2 separate regions of the Homo sapiens genome follow, and region 2 is linked to region 1. Evidence: read pairs that join two places in POLR2A ChIA-PET (ENCODE). Cell type or tissue: Panc1. All regions are shown on one strand. Each heading gives the region's core, and the rest is flanking DNA. Links, peaks and the distances in the headings are about the cores only.

What was found. ChIA-PET counts read pairs that join two places held together with the same protein. Peaks named below come from ENCODE experiments on the same cell type or tissue, not always from the same donor. Only the 100,000 strongest peaks of a DNase experiment are listed, where the experiment ranks them.
Region 2: POLR2A ChIA-PET joins it to region 1 with 14 read pairs; 2 of 35 experiments call an interaction of 5 or more read pairs at or near these places.

What each region holds. Positions count from the first base shown.
Region 1 is chr2:160,416,199-160,422,594 of GRCh38, reverse strand. All of the region lies in intron 1 of RBMS1 (RNA binding motif single stranded interacting protein 1), which reads left to right. Among named protein-coding and RNA genes, the nearest start is that of MIR4785, 12 kb to the right of the region's middle. RefSeq lists an enhancer at 4,391-4,925. In Panc1, for the core only: no CTCF peak of the experiment used is centred there; no DNase peak of the experiment used is centred there; H3K27ac peaks cover 413 bases.
Region 2 is chr2:159,717,604-159,723,999 of GRCh38, reverse strand. All of the region lies in intron 3 of MARCHF7 (membrane associated ring-CH-type finger 7), which reads right to left. Among named protein-coding and RNA genes, the nearest start is that of MARCHF7, 8.3 kb to the right of the region's middle. In Panc1, for the core only: no CTCF peak of the experiment used is centred there; no DNase peak of the experiment used is centred there.

The DNA.
Region 1 (6,396 bases), core at 2,082-4,581:
TGATGGTGACCTCATAGACTAGAGGATGGGAGAATAAAGAGAATGAGGGAGAAACTTACATTTCCAGGTCTGAAAATGAGAATAATAGTGTGGTGTGGGGATTGATGAAATAATGCCTGTAAAATACTTAAAACAATGTCTGGCACAATTAAAATGTCTAATGCTATAATTTTTGTGAACAAGAGTACAGAATAGATGGAAGAATTGGAATTACAGAACTTGATGATACACAATGATGTCAGTCAATGAAAGAAAGTGGATGTGTAGGTTTTCTTGAAGTGGAACTGTCAGGCTTACTCACGACCCCCTAAACTCAAGGCTTAGGTTTAGATGAAATGATATCACCCAGGAAGAGTGCTTAGCTATATGCTATATTTATCTGAAAAAGGTGGGCATTAGAAGAAGGTAAATAAATGATGATAAATATCTTTGTCATTTAACAAACTGAAATGTCTGCTTTGTTTCCTACAAAAACTCTGTGAGGATGATATTGTTGTCTTTTTGCTTTTTACAGCTGAACAGTAGATTTAGGTGAAAGTAGCTAACAGCCAGTAGAACTGTCTTTTTGACACAGTAGTTCTTCTTGAAAGCCCATTCCTTGCCCGCTACTCATTACTATAAATGGCAGCATATAGAATGAGTTAGAGTGAAGACATTTATGCAGCCAACAGACACATGAAAAAATGCTCATCATCCCTGGCCATCAGAGAAATGCAAATCAAAACCACAATGAGATACCATCTCACACCAGTTAGAATGGTGCTCATTAAAAAGTCAGGAAACCACAGGTGCTGGAGAGGATGTGGAGAAATAGAAACATTTTTACACTGTTGGTGGGACTGTAAACTAGTTCAACCATTGTGGAAGACAGTGTGGCGATTCCTCAAGGATCCAGAACCAGAAATACCATTTGACCCAGCCATCCCATTACTGGGTATATACCCAAAGGATTATAAATCATGCTGCTATAAAGACACATGCACACATATGTTTATTGTGACACTATTCACAATAGCAAAGACTTGGAACCAACCCAAATGTCCATCAATGATAGACTGGATTGAGAAAATGTGGCACATATATACCATGGAATACTATGCAGCCATAAAAAAGGATGAGTTCATGTCCTTTGTAGGGACTTGGATGAAGCTGGAAACCATCATTCTCAACAAACTATCTCAAGGACAAAAAACCAAACACCGCATGTTCTCACTCATAGGTGGGAATTGAACAATGAGAACACTTGGATACAGGAAGGGGAACATCACACACCGGGGCCTGTCGTGGGGTGGGGGAAGGGGGGAGGGAATAGCATTAGGAGATCTACCTAATGTTAAATGAGGAGTTAATGGGTGCCGCACACTAGCAGGGCACAGGTATATATATGTAACAAACCTGCACGTTGTACACATGTACCCTAGAACTTAAAGTATAATAATAAAAAAAAAAAGAAAAAAGAATAAGTTAGAGTGGATCTCAAGAGCTGTCCTGCTGTACCTTGAAGAGGAAAAGGAAGAGACGGTGCCTCTTGGTGTGGGGAAGACAGAACGGTCAACCATTGGAGTTTCAACAGAAGTTGTGCCATCCGGGGAAAGTAATTCTTGGTTGCTTTAGTCATTCTAAAATACATCGTGGTACCATCTTGGGTTTTAATAAATAAATGCTCACCCAAGATAACAGTGAATCATTTCCAAACCTTCTTACCTCAAGAGGCTATAATTTTTATGTATCTGACAGCAAAACTTGTTTTATAGCAGAGAAAGTTGTAGGGGGTACTGAGGTTAATGCTTATCTTTTCTGGGTTCCTGTAACCATGTTCTGGTTCATTCTTTGTAACAAAAATTTTCAGTAAAGTTGGGAGCATGTGTCCTCATAATTTCTGGCTCAGGATCATGTAGAAGTGAGCCACAGTGACTGAGGGGAATATATCATAATCCTCAGGTGAGCTGGACTGGAAAGGAGGCCGAGAACTACTGACTGACAGTGAAGCCAGGTCAATGGGTACTTGCTGACTGTCGCAGGCTGCATTTCAATAGAGTACGTATGGGGAGTATGTGCTAAATCTTGGCCATCATTGTATCTTCAATAGAGGAGTTTATAATGTAAAGACACTGAGCTGGCCTAATTTAGGCATTAATACCATCCTTAGAAAATGTAGCAAGAGGTCTTGGAAAATAGATGAGAGTAGGAAAAACTCAGAGTGGGTAGACCATGAGGCATGATTTCAACAGAGTAAACGGAGGGATGAGTGTGGTTTGGCTGATGGAAAAACAGAGGCTGTTTCCTGGCAAAGCTCAGAGCTAGAGAAGAGTGAGTTCATGGGCAGCCAAGACACAAATAGTAGCTGGAAATAGAGGTAAAGGGACAAGGGAGTTAGAAAGTGGAGAGCTTTACAAGTGCTGTTCAGAAATTTGCATTTGATGTGGGAGTTTTAGGAAGTAGAGTGATACAGCCAAAGAGGCCAGAAAAAAATTATTTTGGAAGCAGGGTATACAACAATTTGGAGTAAATAAGGACCAGTCAGAGGGAAAAACAGAAGAGTTCCAGCAGTTCAAGCTCGAGAAAACTCCATAAAAGATATGGAGAAAGAGAAGAGAGTCAGTATGAATCACAGATAAGCTGCTAATTTAAAAATCGTGTATTTTCACTGTCAAATGTAGAAATTAGCAGCCTCCTATTTGTTTCATCACTCAGATTTGCAGCATTTCTCAATGGGTTTACTGTAACCTTTGTACTATCCAGACTGTAGTCTCATAACTTTTTAAATGTTTGGTTTTTTTCCCATTTTCTTTTTTAGGAGAGATTCATGAGGAAAAGGTAAATGGGCAGATAAAGTAGTTATTTAAAAGAAAACTTATAACCGGCTATGTAGTCACTTCCTAGGTGCTGTAGCACCAAGAATCAGTTTACTTTTGTTGTCTGGGATCCTCTGAATCAACCTCACAAGTCTTTTAATACACTGACATCCACTAAAAATACTTGAATTGCGGACATTTTCAAACATACAATAAGGTGGAAAGAAAAACTTCAGCAATTATCAGCACTTTGTCCATTCTTATTTACTGATATAACCTTTTAAATGTTAAATGATAGAATGAAACGAATGATATGATTTTGAACTACAAGAGTTTATACACCTAGGAGTAGACATGGGACTAAAACAAAATTTTTTTAAAGAGTTTATACACCTACTTTAAAAAATCTGTCAGTCACTAAAAGCTTAAATTATGATTCATTTTTAAAATAAAGGGCCAAACAGGCATAGAAAGGGAGGAAAACAGTTCCTATAGTGATTTGCAATATTTTTTAGCCTGATATATTTAATAATGTTCATAGCAAATAGCTTAAGTGAATTCTAAGACTTCTTAAAAGAGTCCCCCTAAAATAGAATATATTTTAAATCAATCAAGAAATTACAAATTACAGAATTTAGCATGATATTCTTTAATATTGAGGAAGTTTGGCTGGTAAATTAGAATGTAAAATTTATCACTGAATTAACCGTGATTAATTATCTCACCCAAGATAACAGTGACTCATTTACAAACCTTCTTAAGTATTTCTTAAGTATTTGAAAGTCATAAGCTTGTTTTAACTTTATAGAATAATAACATCTGTTTGAATAGGACTTGCATACATTTTTAATATATTGCTTATTCATTCATTCCAACATTCATGAACCAATATTCAAACACTTAATATGTGCCAAGCCCTGTGTTAGAGGCTTGGCTATATCAGTAGTTTGGTATGTTAATAATTCTTATTAGATGACTTTCAAGGTGAGATCAATTATAATTTTCTTTTATAACAAGGGGAACATTACAGATAAATGAAATTAATGGATAATCCCCAAGCCTCAGGTTAATCAACCTGCAGTCAATAAATAAATTGGCTGGTTTGTTTCAGTTTTTCATGTTGGTTTTATCATCACACCAGCAGTTAAATGACTAAAAGGAATGCTGCATATGGAAGAAGAGGAAATGCAAGGAACTAGTCAGTTCCTGAACAAATATGAAGTATCAGATACTAATAGTCGTTGTTCCAAATGTGAATCATTTACATCTTTTCCTGTAACTGGGTCATCTTAACTGTTGTTATTGCTTTTGATTCACTTTGTAATTTCATATAAATTTTAAGGACTGTGATAATCATTTCAGATATATGTCTTTTTATCTGATTTACCTGATCTATGTAAAAATTACTTTTCCAATCTGAAGACCCAGAAAGACTAAGAACTGGCACTCCAGGTACCGTAAAAGGGTGGAAATTTGTGAGGCTCATCAGTTGGAATTGATGCCGTGTGCCGGAACAGTACTGATGACTGATCTTTGGAGTGTATGCGTGTCTGTGTATATGCATGCATTTGACTAAAACTTGCCAAAGAAGTAACAGTCCAGTATTCATGTTCTCAAGGTATGTTTGCAACTGACAGTTTAAAGCAGTAACAGCAAGAAGTGTACAGTGGCAAAGTCTGATAAATATCTATAGATTTAGGTTCATCTCCCTTTCATCTTTCTTATTATATAAATGCACTGAAAAACACTTGAAGTAGAATGACGTGATTGTGGAGAGAGAGCTGAGGAGGGAAGCAGACAGCTCAGCTTGTTCCTTTGTGATGGATGTCTTTGTGAGATTAGGGTGAAGTTTCTCATTCTGATGCGTGCAGACTGTGCCCACTACTTGTAAGACACACTGTCAGATCTCCTTGGAAAAACTGAGCATATGAGTCATTTACTTGTAAAAACTTAGTAGCTCTGTGTTCTTAGGAAGATTAAAAATGAGTGTTTGACAAATATTTTTCTAAAGCCAAGGTTATGAATAGAAAGGACATGGATATGCATTTGCATGCTGTGTATTCATGTACTTGTATGCCATGCTTTATAGATTCTAAGACTCACCTTTTTTACATTTCAACATCTCTGCAGTTGAAATGCAGGTTGTAAGTTATGGTGTCTTTTAATTACTGTAGTCCACTTTTTTCAAATGTCAATTAACATCTCTGTAATTTTCAGGCAGCTCACAATCAGTGGTATCTTAGATTGCATGACATACAGTTTATGTCTGAATATTTATAGGACACTGATACAGAGAGATGAGTGTGATACTTCTCTTTTACCCAAAAAATAAAGTGAGAAGATTTATTCTGACAATTAATGGTTGAAGTCAAGAGAAACTATTTGGTCATAGAATCTCATTTACTGAATAAGTAAGTCACATACAGTTGCAAAATGCAACACTTATTTACAGTCTCTCTTTATGATCTTAAGTAATCTAAAGATTAGGATGCAAATTCACTATGTAGTTTATAAAGCATGTTCTTTCTTATTTGATTACTGCATCACTACATTTTTTACATATATATAACTCTTTTTAACCCAGATATTCATGGTTTTGAAAAGAAGGTGAAAATTATTTCTGTCCTTTCTGTGTGTGTGTGCATGCGTGTGTGTGTGTGCACGCGCAAGAAAACTTTTACCTCATCCATTCATGCCTGCAACAAAACATAACTATGTGCAGGACATTAGGTTAAGTTAAATTGTTAGAGATTTACAGACTGCTTAAGCAATCTTATAAGATTCTTAAAGCGCAAGAAAAGATGACTTAGCTCTCACTTTTATAAGTTGACCAGTACAGAATACAGAGAAAAAGCACTATACAATCTATAGAAGCCACCGATTCTAGTCCTGCGGTAGAACTATGATGGATGGTTTCAGATTTCAAGGCTGTTTAACAAAGTTTTCTAGTAGATATGGCTAAATATGAATAGATGGAATGAATTTATTATTGGTCTAGGTGTCCAAGGAGAGACAGTAGCATTCATTCAATTACTGAAAGATTTATTGATAATGATTATTGTATAGCAATTACAAGGACCGGCCCTTAATAATTCTTTCCACCTCTGAAATTCTATATTTCTAGGGCTTCATGTCAGAGGGCAAGTTGCCTGATCGACCTGAGGGTATCTACCTGTTCAAAAAAAGGTCGGCACTGGTGGCGGGGCAGGGGCAGGTGGTAAGAATACCTGTCCTGCCTCCTTCCCCTAGACTTTAATGAGATAATGCATAATAAAGCATTTTATAAATTGTAACATTTTTATAAATTCATTATGTCTTACATGTGAAAAATGTAAATAGCCCCCAAAAATGTAAATGTCTTCAGAAGTTATCTACTTCTTCCTTCTGGCACTTTCTCCAGTTTAAAAGAGTCTAACTGAATTTTAACACTTAATAATAATGACTTGTTTGAAACATTGTATTTGCCACTAGATCAAACATTAGATTGGGAGGTGAAGGAAGGGTGGTTCTGGGAGTATCTAATATGTTGTCAGCGTTCTGGGAGTGTTTTTTACAGTTTGGAATTAGGAATCACTGATGTCATGATCAGTCACATTGTCAT
Region 2 (6,396 bases), core at 1,658-4,157, 700 kb after region 1:
CAGGAAGCAGCGATAAAGGGGAACTTAAGGGGGATGCTATGCAGAAAGCATGGCAAGCAAACAATTCGGACTGGAGCAGGACCTCAGGTAGCAGAAGTTGTAAGAAAAGAAAAAGCATCACATGGAAACTACATCTCATTGGCATGTGGTAGAGATGGTGGTACAACTTGAAAAAACTGTGTATATAGAAGAAAAGGCAATTTTAAAAATTAATTTTTTAACTTGGAAAAACTTAGCTGTTCATGAAAGGCATGATTGTTATTAGGTGAGCTCTTTAATATTTACATAGTCTTAATAATGTAAATATAGACTACTGAATCAATTTGCTACATATTGTGAGATGGAAGTGGGCAGTGGAAATAAGAATGGTAGGAAACAATGAAAAACCATGAAATAACAGTATAAGCACACTGTTTAGAAAAATGAAAGTATGTAAGTCCTAAAAGAAATAGCTAAATAGCAGAGGGGCACTGCCTTTGCAAAGTGGGACTAGAGATGGGGTAAAGGGTAAGGAAAAGGACTGCTCTTTTCCTTAGAAGCAGGATGACCATATTTCCCCACTTGCCCAGAACAGTCCCAGTTTATGTGCTGAAAAATTCTAATTTATGCTTATTATCCCAGAATAATTATTAATAGTACCTACGCTGTCTCTTAAAAGTGGCCTCATTTGGATGATAAAGCATATGGTCACCTAACTTAGAAATCTTTTCTACCATCGGCTTTTTACAAACTATATACGTATTTGGTAAGTCCATACAAAATATTTCATTAAAAAGAGGTAAATTCTGAACTGGAAATTTTTTAAAGGCATTCATTAGAGAAAAGAATATTAATGGTTAAACAGTGACAATGCAAAAGCCCATGAACAATTTAACAAGTAGCAGATGTGGTATTTTATCAAGGCAGCTATGAAGACACTAAAGGGACTGTATTTGCAATCAGAGGATTTTTGGGAAACAAAATGCTTTTTAAAAGACATACGTCAATATTAAGTTCTATAACAACAATAATGTTTCCTAATAATACCTCTTATAGTTTACTCTGACTACATTTACACCCAGTTCTTACTTGCAGAACTAAACTAACCTAGTAGGAAATCTGCTTAAAACAAACCTCCTTGGGAGAAGGCAAAGAGGCAGAGTCCTTTGAGAGAGATAATTTGATATTGTATGGAACTATTTTTGGCAACTCCTCTACATAAATTGATTGAATTTTGACAATGTAGGTGTTACATGAAAACTTATGTAATTTGGTTGCGTAAGTTGTAGGTCAAAAGCACAAAATATAGTGAAAAACAAAAATGTGCAGTCCTTGAAAAACTTCTATCGAATCACTTAGAAGGTTCTAAGAGACATCTTTTCAAGTCCATTCATTCATTTAACCAAGTTTTTTGGATACTCATGCACTAAGCACAGTAATTAATACTTAACAAGCGAATGAGGTAGGGGGACAACACTAAACGTTCTGAGATGGTGCCTGTAAAGAAATTGTAGTCTAATATGGAACAAACTACACAAATAATCACATAACTTCAATAGTTCTAAGTGCTACAAAGGAAAAGGTATAGGCTGGGCATGGTGGCTTACAGCTGTAATCTCTGCACTTTGGGAGGCCGAGGTGGATCACTTGAGGCCAGGAGTTCGAGACCAGCCTGGCCAACACAGTGAAACCCTCTCTCTACTATAAATACAAAAATTAGCCAGGTGTGGTGGCACGCGCCTGTGATCCCAGCTACTCAGGAGGCTGAGGCACAAGAATCACTTGAAGCCCGGGAGGTGGAGGTTGCAGTGAGCTAACACTGGGCCACTGCACACCAGCCTGGGCAACAGAGAAAGACTGTCTCAAAAACAAAAAAAGAAAAAAGAAAAAGGTATAAGCAAGAGCAGACTACTGGAAAGAGGCATTTGAAGCTTAATGTTTTAAACCAAGACTTAAAAACAAATAGCGCAAAAAAAGTTCACATGTACAATCTTTCCTCAATGGTCAATGAAATGGTCTTTTCCTTCTGTCACTATGTCATGCTTTTTAAAATTCAGATTTCATTTCAGAGCTGGACAGTTAGGCTATCTTCCTGTTTGGTGATAAGAAACTTATCACCAGGGCTGATTTTGTAGGTGTGGGCTCCAAGCTTCATTAAAAGTTTTGCAACTGACATCCTGAAATTCTATCTTTGAATTTGTGTTTTATAAGTGGAGTCAGATAGGGCAGTGAAGTATGCCTCACTGAAGTCCCAGTCATGATAGATCCACTAGAATTTTATCCTCATGTTCCTCATCAACAAGTCTATGACTGAGGAAGGGGAGGCACTGACAAGAGGCTACACTTTCTATTCTCCAGAACTGGTATTGAGTGTGTAAGGAATCTAATTAGCTACAAAGCCACACACACACAGACAAAAATCGTACGATTGGTATTTGAGATTTTTCACTTATTGAACTTTTTGACTTCTGAGATGAAGTTTCTGGATGAAGATTCTCTGAAGCTGATAATGCAGCTGCTAGTTTACCTAATAAGACATACTTTTACTCTGTTAAGTATGTCTTCACCTTAAGGCATTTTAATAGTGGCTGACACAGCAACAAGAGTAAAAAACCTGTATTCATACCAATTCAACAATTTATGTAGTCTGTCTATATCTCACAAACCTGTGGGCTTGCTTTAGCTATGAAAAAAATGAACTGCTTTTTTAAATGAGTGACTCCATTCCTCTGGGCATCCTAAGAAACTCTGAAGATATCCAGGACATAAACAAGGTAAGGAATCTTAACAGGCCACCTCCTCACAATAAGGTGGACTCCAAAAGACCACAACCTCAGATTAAGAGTTAAGGTATTAGGCCCAGTGTGGTGGCTCATGCCTGTAATACCAGCACCTTGGAAAGCCGAGGAGGGTGAATCACAAAGTCAGGAGTTCAAGACCAGCCTGGCCAACATGGCGAAACCGCCTCTACTAAAAATACAGAAAAAAAAAAAAAAATAGCCGTGTGTGGTGGCTCGCGCCTGTAATCTCAGCTAATCCGGAGACTAAGGCAGGAGAATTGCTTGAATCCGGGAGGCAGAGGTTGCAGAGAGCCGAGATCATGCCACTGTACCCCAGCCTGAGCAATAGAGCAAGACTCTGTCTTGAGCGGTTGCGGAAAGAGTTAAGCTATTAATAGAAGTAAACCAGCTCTTGTGCAGATTTGCAGCCCAGGTTAATGTTGCCTGCTTGGTAAATGGAAGTTCAAATCCTGAATTTGGTTTAAGGTGGTCCCAATTTAGTAATCTACCAGGAACATGGCAGAAGCCAACATAAATCTTGCTAGAGGAATATACCTTCATGCTAACTTTCAAATTATTTCTACAAGTATTTTTTCAAGTATAACGAACAAGGGATAACTAAGTATACAGCAAAATAAGATACTACAAACAAGGTCTTTGAGACACAAGATGAGAGAAAAAAAATAGGGTAGCAAAAACATCAAATCAAGCATTTCAGGCAGATTATAAAACTATGCTTAGTGTGTTTGAATAAAGAGAAGCTTGAAAAATACAGGCAAGGAACAGGAAACTGCAAAAAGAGCACTTTTTAACAAATATACAATAGCCATAATATAAATACCACCATGAGGATGAGACACCCAAAATGGAAGACATTATGTAAGATAATTGGCCTAGACTCTTCAGAAATCCTCCATGGCTGGGTGCAGTGGCTCATGCCTGTAATCCCAGCACTTTGGGAGGCCAAGGCAGGAGGATCACGAGGTCATGAGTTCAAGACCAGGCTGGCCAACATGGTGAAACCCCATCTCTACTAAGAATACAAAAATTAGCGGGGCATGGTGTTGCGTTCCTGTAATCCTAGCTCCCTGGGAGGCTGAGGAAGGAGAATCGCTTGAATCCAGGAGGCGGAGGTTGCAGTGAGCCGAGATGGCACCACTGCACCCCAGCCTGGGCAACAGAGCAAGACTCCATCTTGGGGCTGGAGGGGGGAGGGCGGGACACTGCTCCAACATTCTTGGCCTCATACTAAGCACTAGGCAGCGGCAGTCCACTACTGGAATACTCTGAAGGTAAATAAAGCAATAATAAAGGTCATATCCATCTCGACTACAGACAAAACAAAGTCAACCCACCATACTAATGCCCCGACAGAAGAATATGCCCATATCAATGCATAAATATTGTTTATCTCAGTCTCTAATCTGTTCTGTTTTTAGTTTAGCATTTAGTCAAAACTTGTATGATACACAAAAATGCAAGGAAAAAAAATCACCCCATTACCAAGAGATAAAATGGCAGAACCAGACCAAGACATAGCCCCAATGTCAACAAACAAGCAAACTGATGGGTTTAACAATAGACTAGGTAAAATTGAAAAACTGGGGAAGGAGGAAATAAGCTAGAAAAAAATCCCCTCAAACTAAATTAGTATTAGGATCATTACGGGAAGAGACATGGCTCCAAGGATGAGGACCCAAAGTCGTGGAAATGGATAAAAGTCAGATTCAATACATACTTCAAGTCAGAAAGGATTTACCTAATAACTGGGAAGGGAGGCAATTATAATACTGATGAAGAACAAACATTTTACTGTTTTTCTTTCAGGGGATTGGGAGTGGGCGGGGTGGTGGTGGGGGGTGGTCAAGGAAGCACACCAAGATTAGTTGGTTTTGAAAAATGAGCTGTCTGGCTGGTTGTGGTGGCTTCCAGCACTTTGGGAGGCCAGGGCAGGATTGCTTGAGGCGAGGAGTTCAAGACCAGCCTGGGTAACATATTGACACCCCGTCTCTACAAAAAATATTTTTAAAAAAGAATAAGCAGACCAGCCTGGCCAACACGGTGAAACCTCGTCTTTACTAAAAATACAAAAAAAGATTTAGCCGGGCGGTAGTGGTGCACACCTGTAATCCCAGCTACTCGGAAACTGAGGTAGGAGAATTGCCTGAGCCTGGGGAGGTGAAGGTTGTGGTGAGCGGAGATCGCGCCACTGCATCAGAGTGAGACACTTTCTGAAAATAATAATAATAAGCAATTAGAAGTGCCCAGAAGGTCCAGGAGAACGCTGGAAATACAGTTTTGGAGAGCAGTGTGGCTGACGGTATATTTTTCAGTTACATACACTGATTTATTTACTGTTTTCCAGATACATATGCTACCTCCTTGCCTTCTACTTATACTGTACCTTCTATTTGGCACTCTTCCCACAAACTTATCTCTAGTAGAATTTGGGGTACTATGAAAAAGTAAATTGAAAAACTTCAGGCAGTTTAAGAGAACATTAGGAGGAAAGGAGTTCTACCAATTACCCTACTTATGATTAAAGCTTTCTCTGACCACAACCACAAGCTGCCTACCAGGTAGAGCTTGGATTTTTAGTTTATCAAATTTGGAAAGCTGTGAACTCCTAAAAGCAGTACAATGTCCAAAAGTTTTTCTCTGATTCTGCTTATGAAGGTTTTTCTCAAGTATTATGTATCCCCTTCCATTATGCTACGGATCACTGTGTCCCATTATTACAATAATGGCCTTGATCAGGTATCTGTCAAGAGTCACACAGTAGTCATAAAATAACCAGTCTAACAAAAATGCCTCAGCCCTATTAACACATGCTACCTCCCACACCTAAAAGTCTTTTCCTGTATGTTAATGTATTAATAAATATGTATTTAATATATTAATAAAATTCATTTCCTATTTTTTTCCAAAATAGAAAACTGAGGCTAGGCTAGGCAGGAAATAAGTCAATCTTTGCCTAATTTTTGCACATCAGCCAATTTCTATTTGTAGAAATACGCTAGCTGAGTGCAAGCTTCAAAGTCTGCCCCTCACTTGGTATGCTTGGGTATGACTCTAGGTATAATCTAATGCTTAATTTTCTCACCTACAAAATGGTGATAATGATAGTATCAACTTCACAGGTATATTGTGAGGTTTGCTGGCACACAGCATGTGTTCAGCAAATACTAGCTATTATTAACCAATACCATCAGCATGAAGGTTTTCATATAAACAGCTCAGTAGAAATTTTGTTGGCTTTTTCATTATTTGAAATTTGTCTTTAACACATAGTAAAACATCTTTCAAAGTCATTCAGATTTACATACAGGATATTCACTTCAGGGTAAAGAAACCTATACAAGATTACTTATATTAAGTATATGCATTAAACAACTGGAAAGAAATAGCCATTTTTATTATTTTGCTGTTATCTCGGGTGATGGTATTATTAATGTGTTTTTTCTTCTTTATACTTAGTTTTCAAAAAAATTCTTTAATGTACTTTGTTAATTGAGGGCAACAATTATTTGCCAGAGGAAAAGGCATTTTTAAAATAACTTGTATTACAGAAGTCCTAAGGAGAATAATTCCCTTTCTAATTTGCTGGTTTACAGCCTTAGTAGCTACTTACCACAAA